Regions from separate parts of the Homo sapiens genome. Here region 1 is linked to region 2. A link is a loop called in an ENCODE intact Hi-C map of the cell type or tissue named here. Cell type or tissue: PC-3. All regions are shown on one strand.

Evidence for each region. Peaks named below come from ENCODE experiments on the same cell type or tissue, not always from the same donor. Only the 100,000 strongest peaks of a DNase experiment are listed, where the experiment ranks them.
Region 1: it touches region 2 in a loop (10-fold over the local background); 2 of 110 quality-filtered maps call a loop at or near these places.

What each region holds. Positions count from the first base shown.
Region 1 is chr9:23,697,982-23,705,981 of GRCh38, forward strand. ELAVL2 (ELAV like RNA binding protein 2) reads right to left here. Exons shown (of 7, transcript NM_004432.5): 4 at 6,937-7,090; 5 at 3,398-3,623. Among named protein-coding and RNA genes, the nearest start is that of ELAVL2, 120 kb to the right of the region's middle. In PC-3, a CTCF peak has its summit at 4,794; a DNase peak (open chromatin) is centred at 410; H3K4me3 peaks cover 544 bases; H3K27ac peaks cover 3,179 bases.
Region 2 is chr9:23,578,020-23,586,019 of GRCh38, forward strand. The region is part of intron 11 of LOC101929563 (a long non-coding RNA gene); the gene reads right to left. Among named protein-coding and RNA genes, the nearest start is that of ELAVL2, 240 kb to the right of the region's middle. In PC-3, no CTCF peak of the experiment used is centred here; DNase peaks (open chromatin) are centred at 4,122 and 5,012; H3K4me3 peaks cover 758 bases; H3K27ac peaks cover 5,779 bases.

The DNA of each region.
Region 1 (8,000 bases), 120 kb after region 2:
AAGAAAGAGGAAAAGTATTCAAGGGGATTGATACCGGTTTCTTCCAAAAGGAAATTGTGATAATGCAACCAGTACGTCATGCCTTAAAGGCAACTCAAGTGCTCATTTAAAAGGCTTTTTAAAAAATGCATAAAGGCTCATAGAAGCAGGCACACAGGTCATTACACTAGATCATATTCAATAAAATTATAGCTGTTTCACAGAAAAGAACATGAAAAAATTTGGCTTAAAGTTTAATTCTGATATCATGTCCCAAGAATATACTTAAGGGGCTTGAATTACACCATCCATCCAAATAAATAAGGCTTGTCCTATTTTGAAAACTGCAGTCAATTAAATAAGCGTATTAGACCAGCAGTGCTCATATTACAACAATTCTCTGATTATTCATAGATTGACTAAGCCATAAACCTCACAAACCCACCTTTAAACTTAACCCTTATTACATGGATTTTTAAGCTTTTTGACCATAAAAGATATGGCTCATACTTTATGATTATTAAAAGTATTCTTGACCATAATACATATAACTTATATTGCTCAATCTCTCTCAACTCCCAAGGTACTATGAGAACATAAAAATACAGTGAGAAATTTTCTACATGTCTGCTGAAAGGTGACAAAAACTCAAGGCAAGAGCATTAAAACACAAATATCAGGGACAAAATATATCTGTGTGATGATTTAGACTCGAACTACAGAAAACAGCAAAATACCAACAAAACAAGCAAGCCCTTAATTCAAGTTTCTTTATCAGGTGAAAGAAGAAGGGGGAGTGGGGCGGAAATCAAGATAATGACAACCAGGTTCAATATACTGTATTAAAGAAAAGCATCAAACATCAGGTTAAACCTGAAATCTGATTTCTTCCAACACACCCAATCTAGATCAAACACTATCTCTGAGCACACTAACTCGTTCATATTTTATTATCTGGACAGGGATCATGGGAGGAATGAGAAATGGGGTGAATGGGACAACAGTTAAAAATCTGAAGAGAGAATAACAATTTCTCCCATTTTCTGAAACCAAGTTTCCCTTACAACTGACAATCTCTTATTCTCTTCTTCCAAAATGTCTTTCTATAGGAGTGAAGGAAAAAGAATTTTCAAGTTAATGATAACATATGGTACTAAAAGATAAAAACACAGAATGGGCCAGAAAAAGATAATTAAATTTGACCATAAGAACATCCTGTAAAGCTTTACTCAACCAAAAATAAAAAGCACAGAGCCTGCAGGGATGGAGGCTAGGTAAACCTAAGGGCTGACACCCATCAACAACCTAGCACCTGAGTCACCTACAAGCCTTGCCATTTCAATAATCAGGCACTCTCCCAAATCCTGTCTTCTCAATCTTCCTAAGAATTCAATCTTGATTCCAAGAACTTTGTTTTACTTAATAACTATCAAACAAAATCATTGCTTCAATCTGGAAAAAAAAAGTAGCTAATATAGCTTTCCACTAACAGCAAACATTTTATAACTTCACAATGTTAAAAATCAACCAATACATTATGAAGAACTTTGTTCTATCTAAACTCGAGATCATTTTCAAGGCCCCAAAGAGCTCTGAAATTAACTGGACAAGCTGCCTAGGAAATACCTGTAAAATTCCTTCAGGCTTGTTCATCCTACGTTTGCAATTTAAAAAAGTATATTTATACATATATTATTCACTTAAGATGTCACAGAGGAAACCTATGTGCAGAGCTGAAAAAGGGCTTTCTTTGTGAGACTTCTTTCTCCACAAAGGCAAGCATCAGGCAGCCCCACGCATCTCCCACACTAGTCTGATCACCACTACCATGGGAAGTCAAAGGTGGCAAAGGTTTTTTTTTTTTTTTTTTTTTTTTTTTTTTTTTTTTTTTTAATACCAATGCCTTTTCCTCACAGCAGAGCATGAAGTACAAGGCTCAATGCTTTTGACAGTACCACCTCTTCTCCCACGGCAAAGGCCAACTTAAGTTGAAATTTAATGTGGCATTCATAACAAATTTCCTTCTCATATCTCAAGCAACATAATTTAGTATTTTTTTAAAAGGAGCTATTTTTAACTGATTTTATCTCCACTCTCTTCAGCACTGCAAATATTCCAATGAAAAAAATAAATGCATAGATTTAAGCTAGAAAACATAACTCCTGATCTTATTAGGTTATATTTGTGATTATATTTTTGGTAATTAACTATTCTGTCCCATGAATGAAATAAATAAAATTGATATGCACTTGGAAATAATTTTTAAAAATCAGTGTGGGGTTAGATAGCATTCTGGGTATAGTGTACCATATGGCCAAAAAGGATATTTAAAAATGTCCTGGAAAATAAAAACTGCATGACTTGCTTATGAAACCAAAAACTCTCTGCTCTGCTTAACTTCTTAAAGTCACTGTTCTTCTCACATGCAGATTAGAGATTTTTTGAATGACTCCTGGTTTGTTATCCCAGGATCAGAATAAAACTTAAACAGTTAGCATATGTACACCTGTCAGTGAGATAGAGTGTCTTCTTTGGGCTAAAGCCACGGTCATTCTATGAACTACAGAGAGGTCAGTAAATTACAACCGACAGGCCAAATGGAGACTGCCTCCCACCTGTTGCTGTATGGGCTATAAGCTAAGAATGGCTTTTACATTTTTAACAGGTTGTTTAAAAACAAAAACAAGACAGATGCAACAGTGACCATAACCCATAAAGTTAAATATTTACTATCTGGTACTGTACAGAGAAAGTCTGCCAACCTGTTTGTAAACAATTTTGAAAAGGAAGAGAGGAACTCATTTGTAGAAACTTCACGTAGTCACATAGGTTATATACCCTTAATGGTGCACATACTATAAAGTGAAGTAACAGAAACAGCTTGACCTAAAAATTGACACATGAGAATAAAATCCTTTAAGAAAAAAAAAAAAGGAAATCTGAAGCCCTGGAAACAATTCAGATAACCCCAGAAAGCTACAGATTAGAATTTCTCAACCACAGCATTATTGGTGCTTTGGACCAGGTAACTTCTGGTTGCTGGGGCTATGCTGTACACTGTAGGAGCTTAGCAGCATCCCCGACCTCTAGCATTACATGCTAGTAGCACCCCCACAGGTTGTGCCAACATGAATACCTCTAGACATTGCCAAATGTTCCCTGGGAGGCAAAAATCACCCTTGGTTAAGAATCACTGCTGTAGGTTACTGTCCTTTGGTCCCCACCTTCAATATTAGCAAAAGACACTATTCCTCAAGTAGATTCTCTCTGTGCCCATGGAGATGAAAAATTAATAGTAATAAAACCAACAACACTGACAAAAGCAAACCAGAGATCCTGTCAATAAAAGTACTGGACAGTAAACCTGAGTATTCTCTTTCAGTTTAGTAGCTGGGCACAAGAACCAAACCAGACTTACCTAAAACGCTGTGCCTGCTGAGCTAGCGGTCCTGGATACCTTCTGTTTGGAGACTGGTACAGCTGGGAAAGGATGGCCTGATTGGTTTTTTGGCTTGGGTTATTAGCAAACTTTACAGTGATTGGCTCCGTGGCACCGGGAGGTTTCTGGCCATTTAGGCCTTTGATAGCTTCTTCTGCCTCAATTCGCTTGTCAAATCGAATAAACCCTACACCCCTTGATATGCCTATGGTAGATTTGAGTAAAGATTTGGAAAAGAGGGAACAGAAGGAGAAGGGAAGGAGAGAAGAAAGGACACATTAATTTTTCCTTCTCAAGAACATGTTTTCACCTACATATAACATTTCCCACAAAATCACACCAGGAGGAAACTTTCCCCTTTACTTACTAGCCATTCAGTTTAGAATCACAATTTTGCATTTTTAGAAAAATTCGTGTCACTTACATAATCTGAGTACCCATTATCACATGCATTCCAATCAGCTAAGACAAGAAAACACAAGCATGTCCATGTTTTCTCTCTCTCCCACCTCCCTCCCGTACACTCTTTTAATGTCAATAGTGTACCGGAGTTCCATTTTTCAATTTGTGCTATTGGATAAGCAGCTCAGAAATGAGGGACACAGTAGTTCCTGTCCTTGAAACAAGGAGAACAGAAAGAAGAATTTGCTAAAAATGCTACAAAGCTATGCTAAAAATACATACACTGTGGTAGAAAGACATTTCGGTTGAAATTTTAAATAATATATTCAGCTTAATAATATTGCATAGGATATAGGTCCTTTAGGAAAAAAATGCCTGAAAATGCTCTTCCAGTTCTCTGAAGCTCTCTTGTGCTTCTGACTAGCTATATTTTATTACAGAAAAATATTATATGGAGAAAAAGAAAAGACGTAGATTTTAAAAATAAATAAATTTCTAGAAGTAAAGCATCAAAGCTTTCTGACCTCAGCAGCATCACTCCTGACTACAGAAGATCACTCCCTGCCCCACATTCTCCCCAGTGTGAAAGACACAAATGGGAAAGGATAGCCAAGAACCTTTCCAGGTTATGAAAAATTGTAGAGGGAAACCCAGCTTATTCCATTTAATTAGCGTGAACAGGCTAGTGGGGTGACCACAGCTGGTCATCATGAGATAAGCAGTGGCAGGGAAATTTTTTTTGGCAAGTAAATGAGCACTGGACCATCATACTTGGAGGAGCTTAAAAAAAAAAAAAGAAAGAAGGTCTACTTGCTTTAAAATTAATACTGTGTAAGGTCAATGACTAAGAATTTTCTAATGTAGACAAAGCATTTTTTCCACATATGCGTATCTAAGACAGCCCCTATCACTTTACCTTTTCTATTTAAAGAGCATGCATTGCACATTATTACCACCTGATGGCTGAATAAGAAAATTGCAGGGTTTCATTTTTCATTTCAGGTAAATTGAGTAAGTTCACTTTGAAAGCCTTAAGTATGAAGAATAAATAGTGAAATGATAGCAAATCCTTTCACTTATCTACTAGCGCCTATTAAGAATTAATAACCTCTAGAATTTAGCTGTTCCATTAGAAAAGCATCAGATTAGCAAAAAAAAAAAAAAAAAAAAAAAAAAAAAACAGCCTCTACACAGCTAGAGTCACCTAAATCGGTGGTCCTCCTACTTAAGCATACCTAAGAACAACCTGTGGCTCACCCTCAGAGATTTATTCAGTAGGTTCTGAATGAAGCCCAATAATTTGCATTTTTAGCAGGGTTCCAGAAGACTGCTGATACTGCAGGTGCGGGACATACTTGAGAACCGCTGACTAAAACAAGCTAGGTCCACCTGTGATGGACTAGCAGGTAAAAGATGAGACGCACTTTGTGTCATAGGTGAAACCTACTCTCAATTCACAAGATCTCAGAATGAATGAATTAGAAAGCACAAATGAAATAAAAAATATTTTTGTTGCTTTGAACAAATTCATCTTTATTTCTAGGCCTGGATTTCTATTTAACACCATTATTAGTCTATGTGATAACAACACAGGGTGGCAATGTATAAGTATTATGAATTAACTAACACAATTAAGGAGGCTGTATTTTATATACTCTCACTTGACTAAATAGTCTCATGACAGCAAAATCTGTAGGCTATTCTCCCAGGCATGCATGTAGTGCTAGCTCTCTCTACTCAGAACTCTAAAGGTGGTGCTTCCTATGAAGCCAATTAACAACACAGAGGCAGGTAATATGGGCTCCTCTGATTAGATTCAGATCAACTAAATGGATCTTCACTTGATGAATGAAAAATCTGGCTCAATTTTCTTCTGAAGTCACTGCTTTAAAAGAATTAGACATTGTAATATACAACATGCCTCCAAGGTATTATTATTATACGGGTGGCGGGGAGAGAAACAAACAGTGAGGAGAAAAGCTACCTTAAAAAAACAAACAAAAACAACCTCACAAATCTTCATGTGGCTGCTTCAGTCTATGGTACTACAGCTAATATTTCCTCCTCACAATGTTTCTCTATTTTTTAACTGTTTCCTAAAGAACAAGTATTGCTTTCATTTTATTTTTTACTTATTTTTTGAAATGGAGTTTTGCTCTTGTTGCCCATTGCCCAGGCTGGAGTGCAATGGCATGATCTCAGCTCACCGTGACCTCCGCCTCTGGGGTTCAAGTGATTCTCCTGCCTCAGCCTCCTGAGTACCTGGGATTACAGGCATGCGCCATCACACCCAGCTAATTTTGTATTTTTAGTAGAGATGGGGCTTCTCTATGTTGGTCACGCTGGTCTTGAACTCCCAGCCTCAGGTGATCCGCCCTCCTTGGCCTCCCAAAGTGCTTGGATTATAGGCATGAGCCACTGTGCCTGGCCAAGTATTGCTTTTATAATAGAAAATTGTATCTGTATTTTATTTTTAAAATTCATAATCAAATCTATATTGCTATAGCTTTGTTAACTAAGATTTGGCAGAACAACTCCCTTACATTCAAGAGTTTTAATGAACATTTTAGTCTTCCCATTTCAGTTGGGCTAACAGTGATATTAGGAATAAAATAAATTTTTAACATTCAAAATTTCAAACTCTTACATATGCCCATACAGCACAGCATGAACCTGGAAAACAGCCTGAACAGCAATTACCAGTGTGGATGTAGTGTAATCCTCCCTTGGAGAACTAGCTGCATACCGCTGCATTAAACTTCGCTTTTTGACAAAAGAAAGGTTGTTTATTAGTACTCTATAAGCAGGATGGGGGCTTTTATCACACAGTGGCTTGGAAATGAAGATTATAGCATCTATAAATTTATTACAAGCCATGAAACAGGCTTCAATCCTGCACCTTCAGGGTGGAAATGACTCAAGCACGCTCACTATACTCCACAATCTATTTTTATCCATGCATATTTATGAACAATTCCAGCAGAAAATTGCATTTTCTGGCCCACATATACCTTTGATATGTTCTAGAAGCAAGACTGCTACATGGAAAGACAGAATATTTCACAATCTGCTAGTCAGAGACAGGGAAAGACTGTCCGGAGTGGCTGTCTACTTACCAGTGACCTGGTCGACAAGAATACGAGAAGTAATAATGCGTCCATATTGTGAAAAAAGCTGTTCCAACTCCTTCTGGGTCATTGTTTTTGGAAGTCCGCTGACATATAAATTTGCATCTCTGATAGAAGCTGAACTTGGGCGAGCATAGGAAACCTGGAAAAGGAAAATAAAATTAAATGTATATGCATGCTCACTCACCCACCTCCCTTTAGAAACTCAAAAACTGCCTCGGTAACTTTCCCATGAACAGCATAGAACACTGAAGTTCAAGCAAGTCAGGTGCTAACTGCTTTATTCATTTCCAGGAAAATTCTAGACAAATGGGTAGTAGTATTCCCATTCCCTCTCCCCTAGGTGGACAGGGAAGAGTATCTGTAATATGCTGGACTAGCCTACTGCAAGGGACAGAAATTTCACAATATATCCCATCCTCCAGATTATTACTAAAAATGGTCAATGGGTCTGGGATCAATTTGCGGAGGTATAGTGATTCAACAACTGCCTGCTCATTTTATCATTTGTACCCACCTTTAGTCCAGTTTTAATTCACTAAAATTTAAAGTTCTTAAAACAGACCAGTGGTGCATACAGCACAGTACTGTTCACAATAATAGGCTGTCTTCTGTGGGGCCAATCCCCTAGAGCAGTGGTCCCCAACCTTTTTGGTACCAGGGACTGGTTTTGTGGAAGACAATTTTTCCATGGACCATGGTGGGGGATGCATTAGATTCTCATAAAAACTGCACAATCTAGATTCCTTGCATGTGCAGTTCAAAATAGGGTTTGTGCCCTGATGAGAATCTAATGCTGCAGCTAATCGGACAGGAGGTGGAGCTTGGGCAATAATGCTGGCTCACCTGCTGCTCACCTCTGGCTGTGTGCACTGGTTCCTAACAGGCCACGGACTGGTATGGGTCCATGGCCAGGGGTTGGGAACACCTGCTCTAGAATAGGGATTTAGGCCCAATCATTCTAAGCTTAAAGATTCCAAATTCATGGAACATTTTTGTTTTCTAGCCTCTCACATCTGTGTGGGTGGTAGTGCTACATTTCTAAAAAAAAA
Region 2 (8,000 bases):
GAGTCAGCAGACTTGAATTCTGGTCCCCAAACCCCTATTTACCTTTGAAAGAAGAGAAAACCTACCGCCAATGTTTTCCCTTCCCCACCTCCCCTCTCCTCCAAAAGCTAGTTTCTGCCTCCACCTTTCTGATGAATCTACTTAAGTGAAGCTCATCAGTGACTCTGTCCTGCCACAGTTGCCATCCCATGGGTGCTTTCAATTTTAATGTAGGTTCCTTTTCTTCCCTGTTTCCCATGAACTGAGCTTTCCTGCTTTTCATCCACTGAACCGCTTCCTGGCCCTAATGGTGGTAATGCAGGGCCCATCACTTAATCATCTTTGTATGTCAAGTAAGAGTATAATGATTATCAAATAGATAATTGAATAAAATGCTTTTGTCACTAAGCTTTGATATCTTCATCTTTTCAAATTAAAGGTTTGGACTTCAAAATCTAAAATATATGATTGTGTGCTCTTCTTACAGTGGTTTTATGAATTTAAGAATCAAGTATCATCCACTTAGGGAAAAGAGTCCCTCAATAGAAGATTCTTGAGTTTATCACATAAAAAGGATGTGACAATATAGTCTTCTCTCAAGGTCCCAGAAGCAATACATCAGCCTTTTTAGGTTGATACCAAAGCTTTGGATATGTAACACTGACTGCTTCATACATAGATAGGTATTAATGCACAGATACATAATACATAGACATACTGAATACAATGGCTTTAATGCTGCCATTATCTCATTCTCTTTAGAATATCATCTAACTTACTGAGTTGTATATTGTAATAAAAGCCAGCTTCAATTTGAGTAAATAGAACTGTTCTTTTTAGCAGTATGTGCTTAAGAAGCTAATTATAATTATACAGATCTATTTATATAAACACATTAAAAATGGTTCTGCTGTTTCTATGTCAATTCATTTGTCATGACTTGGTACATAATTCCTTAGACTCATTCTTTTTAGAGTATAAAAATAATGCTTCCTAATTACAATAAAATTAGAATAAAGTCAAAAAAGTAGAAAGAAGATTTTCTTGATCACACAAATTCCTAACATTCAGTGGCATTAGATGAACATTTGGTGTATTTCCTTTTGGGTATTTTTTTTTCTATTTAAAGATTATATTTTGCTGAGTTTATTTTTAAAGACATAGTTTATATATAGTTCTTGAAAAGAATATATGTATCATTTCCCTGAAAATATTAATACATGATCATCAAGATATTTGGGGATAAATTGCCACTTCAAAAATGCATCTTACAAAGAGCATTCACATGGTTTTAAATAGAAATTTCTAAATATCTTATTCACAGTTTACAGTGGTAATGCACCTTTTAGATAAATAGAGCTAAATAAAGTACCCAGAAAATTAATGCAATTTAACATTCTCCTCAAACACTGCCCCTACCTCTTCCCTCTCAACAGTTAAATCACCAGGTACAGATGCCACCAAAATCTTAACACAACAACCCTAGGAAGCACATGATGAAAACAGCATTCAGGTGCCAATTAACACAGGCCTCACTTCCTGAAACAGCTGTCCTCCAGTCATTCTAATGTATCATCCCATAGTCCTACTTCCTAGGAAAAGAAGTGAAAAGAAGGAACTGAATATTTATGCTGTTGTCTGACTGCTTTTAGACCTTAGCTGAAACTGAGATTTCTCTGAAGGAAGTACTCTTGTCTCATTCATCTTTGTGTACAGTGACTAGGATCCCACAAAGCACAAGGCACAAGTTTTATTAGTATTTGTTGACTACTGAATAAGGCCAAGGGCAAATGGTCAACTAGGAGTAATTTCAACTGCAAGTGGCAGAAAACTCAAAGGCAGTGATATAAGCAAACATATAGGTGTCTTTTTCTTATCTAGCTAGATGTCCAGAAGAAAGCAGGTGTTGATGTTTGTTCTATGGCTCAGCAATGTCAGGGGTGATATCTCTAAAATTCTCTCAGCCTTCCCCTTTTGCCTCAAGATGGCCGCATTAGCTTCGGTCACAAATCCATTTTCAAGGCAAGAGTACGCCTTGATGAGCCCCCAGTAGACTTCCAGTTAAATCTCATTAGCAGTGTTATATGACTTCCTCTTGCTGCAAAAGAGTCTGGGAAAGTGCTTGTATTTCCTGGAGCTTGTGTCTGGAGTTGGGCATAGAATCTGGATTCTGTTAGCAACAAAAAAGGGAGAAATGGGTACTGGATAGTCAATTAACAGTGTCTGCCTCAAGAAATGTTGTTCTCCATCTTTTTAAAGTGAAAATAAAAAGTAGAAATTGAAAACAGCTAATAAAACAATCAAGAAAAGAACATACATTCCATGCAAACTTCCATAGGTATGACCACTCACTGACAGCTGCTACGGATAATAGTGACTTGGTGAGTTGGAAGTTGTGGCTGGTTCAACAGCAAGGCTAATCAAGTAACTTGAGAATGCGTGTATCTTGAGTGATGCACTCAACTACATACTATGTCTGGGTCTCTTGTCCTTAAAAGGGGACCTAATACAGGATAGAAACAAACAAATTTGATTTGTCAAAGCTAGATGAATTATGAATGTCTTCCTTTGGTTTTAATGCAGTCCAATATTTTAAAAAATATTTTATGGAATTTGTAGAGGTGGAATTGGAAGAGACTCTATTTAGACTATACTCTTCATCATATCATGCAGCCTCTGCTTAAAATTTCCAGCAACAAGGTCTCTACTCTGTAAAGTAGCCAATTCAACATTTAAATTTCTCTAATGATCAGAAAAGTCTTTCATAATTTGAACTGGATTTTACTTCTCAGTGTTATGCATCTACTGTTTCTAACACTGATTTTTAGAGTGAGCAGAATAAGTTTGTGTCTCCTTGCATATGACAGCCCTTTAAATAAATCAACAAAGTTGAGATCCCTGTTCTTGTAGAGAAACAATTTGGGCCTTGAACTCTTCCTTAGTTGGCGCAACTTCCGTAGTCCCTTTGTCCACCCCTCATTCCAGATAGTTGCCCTTCTCTGGTTACTCTGAAGTAGTGAATGTTACTTATTTTATAGCTCTTGCAATAACACAATAACACAATATGCCTATAACCAACCGCCAAGGGTGATTGTAGATGTCTACAACTACCCTTGGTGTCGACACTCACCATTTCGATTTTGGTCCACGTCTCTGGGCCTAAGAAGATTATTTGACATCCTTACTCATCAAATATGCAAGTTCTCCCCCTGAACGTATTTGCCAAACAAGCCCTCCATGATGTCATCCAAATCGTTAGAATAAAAAAATTCAACAAGGCAGAGACAATATGCTAAAAGAGCTTTCCTTTCTGGTTATCAAGCCATTTATAAATATTGGGGTGAAACTGTTGTTCAATTGTCTGTTAAAGTACCACAAAAGATAACTCTCCATATTTTTCCATTTCATGCAGAGTTCTCAGGATTTTCCTTTCTGTCTCTCCACCAGGTAATTTAGAGCCTCCATAAATGATTTATTTGCCATGCTCTCCACCACATTTTAAACAGTACACCACAGATGTCTGGCACTCCTTTAAAACTCAGGTGGAAAAATGAGGGTGGGTGTTAACATTTATGTAATTTATGTACAGTTACTAAATAAACACTGCACTAGGAGATTTATATACATTATTTCCTTCGGTCCTCCTAACCACTTTTTAAGGTCTTACAATACCCCCCAGCTTTTTAAAGAGAGATTACTAAAAAGTTTACTGTAGTTCAGAAACTTGCTTTAGAACTATGTTATTTTTCTGGACACCAAATACACGTTGTTTTCCAAACAAATTCTCTAAATCTTTGACATCAACTGGGTGTCCGACAATTTAATTCAATTCCAACAACTATTGAGAAATAAAAACAAAATCCTAAGACCCAAGGAGACACCAGAGAAATCTTAAAAACTGAGTTCCTGGCCATGACAGGACAAGTGGTGAGACATGCCTCAGTATGCTCCTTTCTTATTAACCTTTAACCAGAATTCTTTCCTAAGGAGTAAACAGAAACCAGCTTTGGAAAAGAAGAAACAGACAACTCATTTCATTAATCACCTTTAACCAACCATCTGAGGCCATGTCTGCACTTCCCCTCCCTCTTTGCTGTTTCTACATGACAACTCACCAGTTTCACAATGCATCCTTCCTGAAAACTAACCACCCTCTCCAGGCTGGTTTTGGCCAACTCATGGAGGATGCACAGTGAGGGTTCTCGTGTCCCTCTGCTTCACCTTTTGACATCAGCGAGCTCAAAACTCCACCCTTGGACCATGCTAACAACACCCTTTATTTTCGAACATGTGACTCATGAAGAGCCATGAAGCTCAGTTGTGCATGCATATGTTTCTCCTTTCAAATATTCCTTATATAGCTATTAAATATGTATACTTAGCCAACCTGTTCAGCATAAATTCCTGTATTATGCTTCCTTCCCTCAAAGTGCTTGCTCTCGGTGGCCAAAGGCCATGGTTCCTAGCCTGTGGAATGGCCAGTTTATTTCTCTTTTATGAGAAATAGTTTTCCTGTCCAAATTTATGAAACTCATCATTCTTCAGATGTCAATACCCAGAGTTGACACAGATCGTACAGCTCAAGGGCTCAATCCCACAAGACTTCTCCCACTTCAGATGCCAACTGCAAGTGGGGTGCTCAGGCTACCCACACTTCTGCCCAGCTGACTACAAATTCAGGGGTTCCCACGACCCTCTCCTCAAGTTTATAATTCCTTAGAAAAACTCATAGATCTCAGGAAAACACTACACTTAAAGGATAGCCAAATGGAAGAGACACTAGAACAAGATATGGAAGGGGTAGAGGGGTAGTCCAGAGCTTCCATGCCCTCTCCAGGTGCACCACCTTCCTAGAATATCAACATGTTCACCAATTAAGAAGCTCACCAAACACTGTCGCTTAGGAGTTTTTATGAAGGCTTCGCTATATAGGCACGGTTGACTAAATCATTGGTCACTGGTGACTAAATTCAATCTCCAGCCCCTCTTTCCTCTCTGGAAATCAAGGGGTGGGGCTGACAGTTCTAACATTCTAGTCACATGACTCTCTAAAGCCTCTGCCCATGGTTTAGTCATCTCATTAGTACACAAAAGACAGTGAAGTCCAAGGGTTTTAGAAATCTGTGCCAGGAACCAGGGGCAAAGACCAAGTTTATATTTTTTATTACACCACAAGATCCCATGGTTAGTAATGGTAGAGCTGTATTTCTAACTCAGGTCGGCTTATGGTTGAATTTCATATTCTCCTCTTATGACAGATTTCCTACTGATGAATCAAATTTTATAGAACGAAAGCTATATTAGTACAAGATATTTTGAGATGCGCTCCAAGTAGAAATATCCTGTGTCAAAGTCACATCAATCTGAAAACTGGTAATCAAGAAAATTAGTCTTGAGAAATGTGTTTTCCTTATTCTGAATAATCATGATCAGCTCTTTAATTGTTATATTTACCCTTCATACGCTAAAGCAAGTCAAATAGGTAAGACCTTCGTTCTCCATCACTTACGTATTACTAACTGTAGGTTAAGGATCCAACTAATATTTTACAGTAACTTTCACACTTATCCTTTGCCCACTGATTCACTCACATACTCTCACGCTCAGGGGTTTATGTAACTATACTCATCTAGAAAGCAAAAAGAAATAGGTTTATCACACACAGAAAGAATTTTAAAACAATGAATAATGTTGTAGGAAAACAGAGGATTATAGCTTGAGTGACTTGTGTACCAAACAGTACAGCATGCTCTGTGTGGGTCTGTTCCTGTCACCTGCAAAACTGTGTGGAAAATATTCTTGGAACAGAAAGTAGAGCCTTTTTGTGTCATCCTACTCCATTTTTTAACAGCTTAATAGAAATGACTGAACATATAATTCATTTGAGTAACAAAAATTAGTTATAAATTTCCATTTCAGGCTGGGCGTGGTGGCTTACACTTGTAATCCGAGCACTTTGGAAGTCTGAGGCAGGTGGATCACCTGAGGTCAGGAGTTCAGGACCAGCCTGGCCAACATGGTGAAACCCCATCTCCACTAAAGATACAAAAAAAAAAAAAAATTAGCTGGGCATGGTGGCGGGCACCTGTAATCCCAGCTACTTGGGAGGCTGATGCAGGAGAATCGCTTGAACCCAGGAGGCAGAGGTTGCAGTCGGCCGGGATTGCACCACTGCACTCTAGCCTGGGCAACAAGAGCGAAACTCCATCTCCAAAAAAAAAAAAAAAAAAAAAAAATTAATTTCAAAATTTTCAGCAACAAAAGAATCTATACCATTTATTGAGCTCCTTTGATGCCAATTGCTAATAACATTAGGCACCTTTAAAATATCTAATCCTTGCAACCAGCTCCACAACACAGATGTCATATCCCCATTTTACACAAAACTAAACTGAGACTCAAAGGTTGAGAGGCAAACCATGTGGAACATACATTGTTCTTATGACATCTTGCTATACTAAACTCTCCATCCTCATATCCCTGAGAAGTCTTCAAGAACCATGCAGATATATTTTCTTAAAAAGATGATAGGGAAAGAAGGGAAAGCAAGGGAAAATTTTTTAAAAAGGGAAAAGGGAAGAAAAGGAAGGGAAGGGAATGGAGGGTAAGGCCAGATGACACAAAGCAAAACAACACAACTACTCTACACCAGAGCATCTGGAGAAACAATAGCTAAAATTCTGTATGTTTCTCACCACAAGCCAGAGATTATATTGACATCGTGTCACCACTCCAATGTGTTTCCAAATATCTTGGTCATTCAGTCAATATATTCAATGAGAACTTCTCTGCACTCAGAATGTTGTAATAGGTGCTGTGGGGAAAATACACACGCAATAAAAGATAAGTTGCCACCCTTATGGCACTCACAATTGAGCTAGGTCAAGAATATAAATTCATGAAATAGCAGGAGACTTTCATGGTAACACCTTAAGGACAGATATCTCTAGCACCAGCTATGAAGCCAGAAAGTGGAAGTGCACGAGTTGGGCAGGCTCTTCCATAAGCCAGACTTCTCAATCTGGATTTGAAAAGAACCAAAGAATAGGACGTGACTTTGCCACCAAGAATTAAAACTGAAGGTTCTTTATTGTGCATGCTGCGTGTCAACAGACAGCCCATGGTAGACTCTACTTCAAGACCATTATGAGAAATAAGCAGTTCCTCCTCTGGACTCTCAGCAAGGTAGTTGATCTTGGTCCCAAACACTTTACCCTACCAGGATGCACACTTCAAACCTTGAAACTCTTGGTGATAATGAAACAAACTAAGATTCTAAGCCTGTTCCTCTGCAAATAGTTCTTTGTCAAGATTCTATGCCAAACAGTGGAATAGTGTCTACTTCTGTTTTAGTAACACAGTAACAGGCACCTGGGCAAAAATGATCACGAAAATAAAGTCACACTCCATCATCATAAGTGATTTATGGATATTCCATTTTCTGAGGCTGCCGTGTCTATTTCTAAAACCAAGGTGCCAGACAGGACGAAGATACTCGAACAACAAATGGCTGAACTGAAGCCTTCACATAAGCCTCAAGAATTTGGCAAGGTTTATGTTGATATTTAAAACCCCAATATCAGAACAGTTGTATAAAGACATAAAAGGACATGTTTTTGTTCAGGTGTCTGTGACTGATGGAGTGATTTCAGTGATTTTGAGACAGTGTTTTGAAAAGCACATCCTGACACACATCTTGAGGAGGATTAGCAATCCCCTGTATTTCTTGATGTCCCACACAGGCACAGTATACAGTTCTCACTGACTGGATGACTGGGTGCTATATTCCAATACTCCCTTAGAGAAGGTGTCCAAAAAGTGACACAATGTAAACTTTGTGTTTACATATTTCCATATAAGTCCATTTTAAAATTTCAATGATTTTTTTCTGAACGAGCATCTGTAGGTCCACGTAGTTCCATAAAAGGAGAGATTTCTGTTTCCTAATACTCTGTGCTAAATCCCTGTTGGCTCCATGTATACTTAAATAATCTGGAGTTTATTCATTATAAAAGACTTAG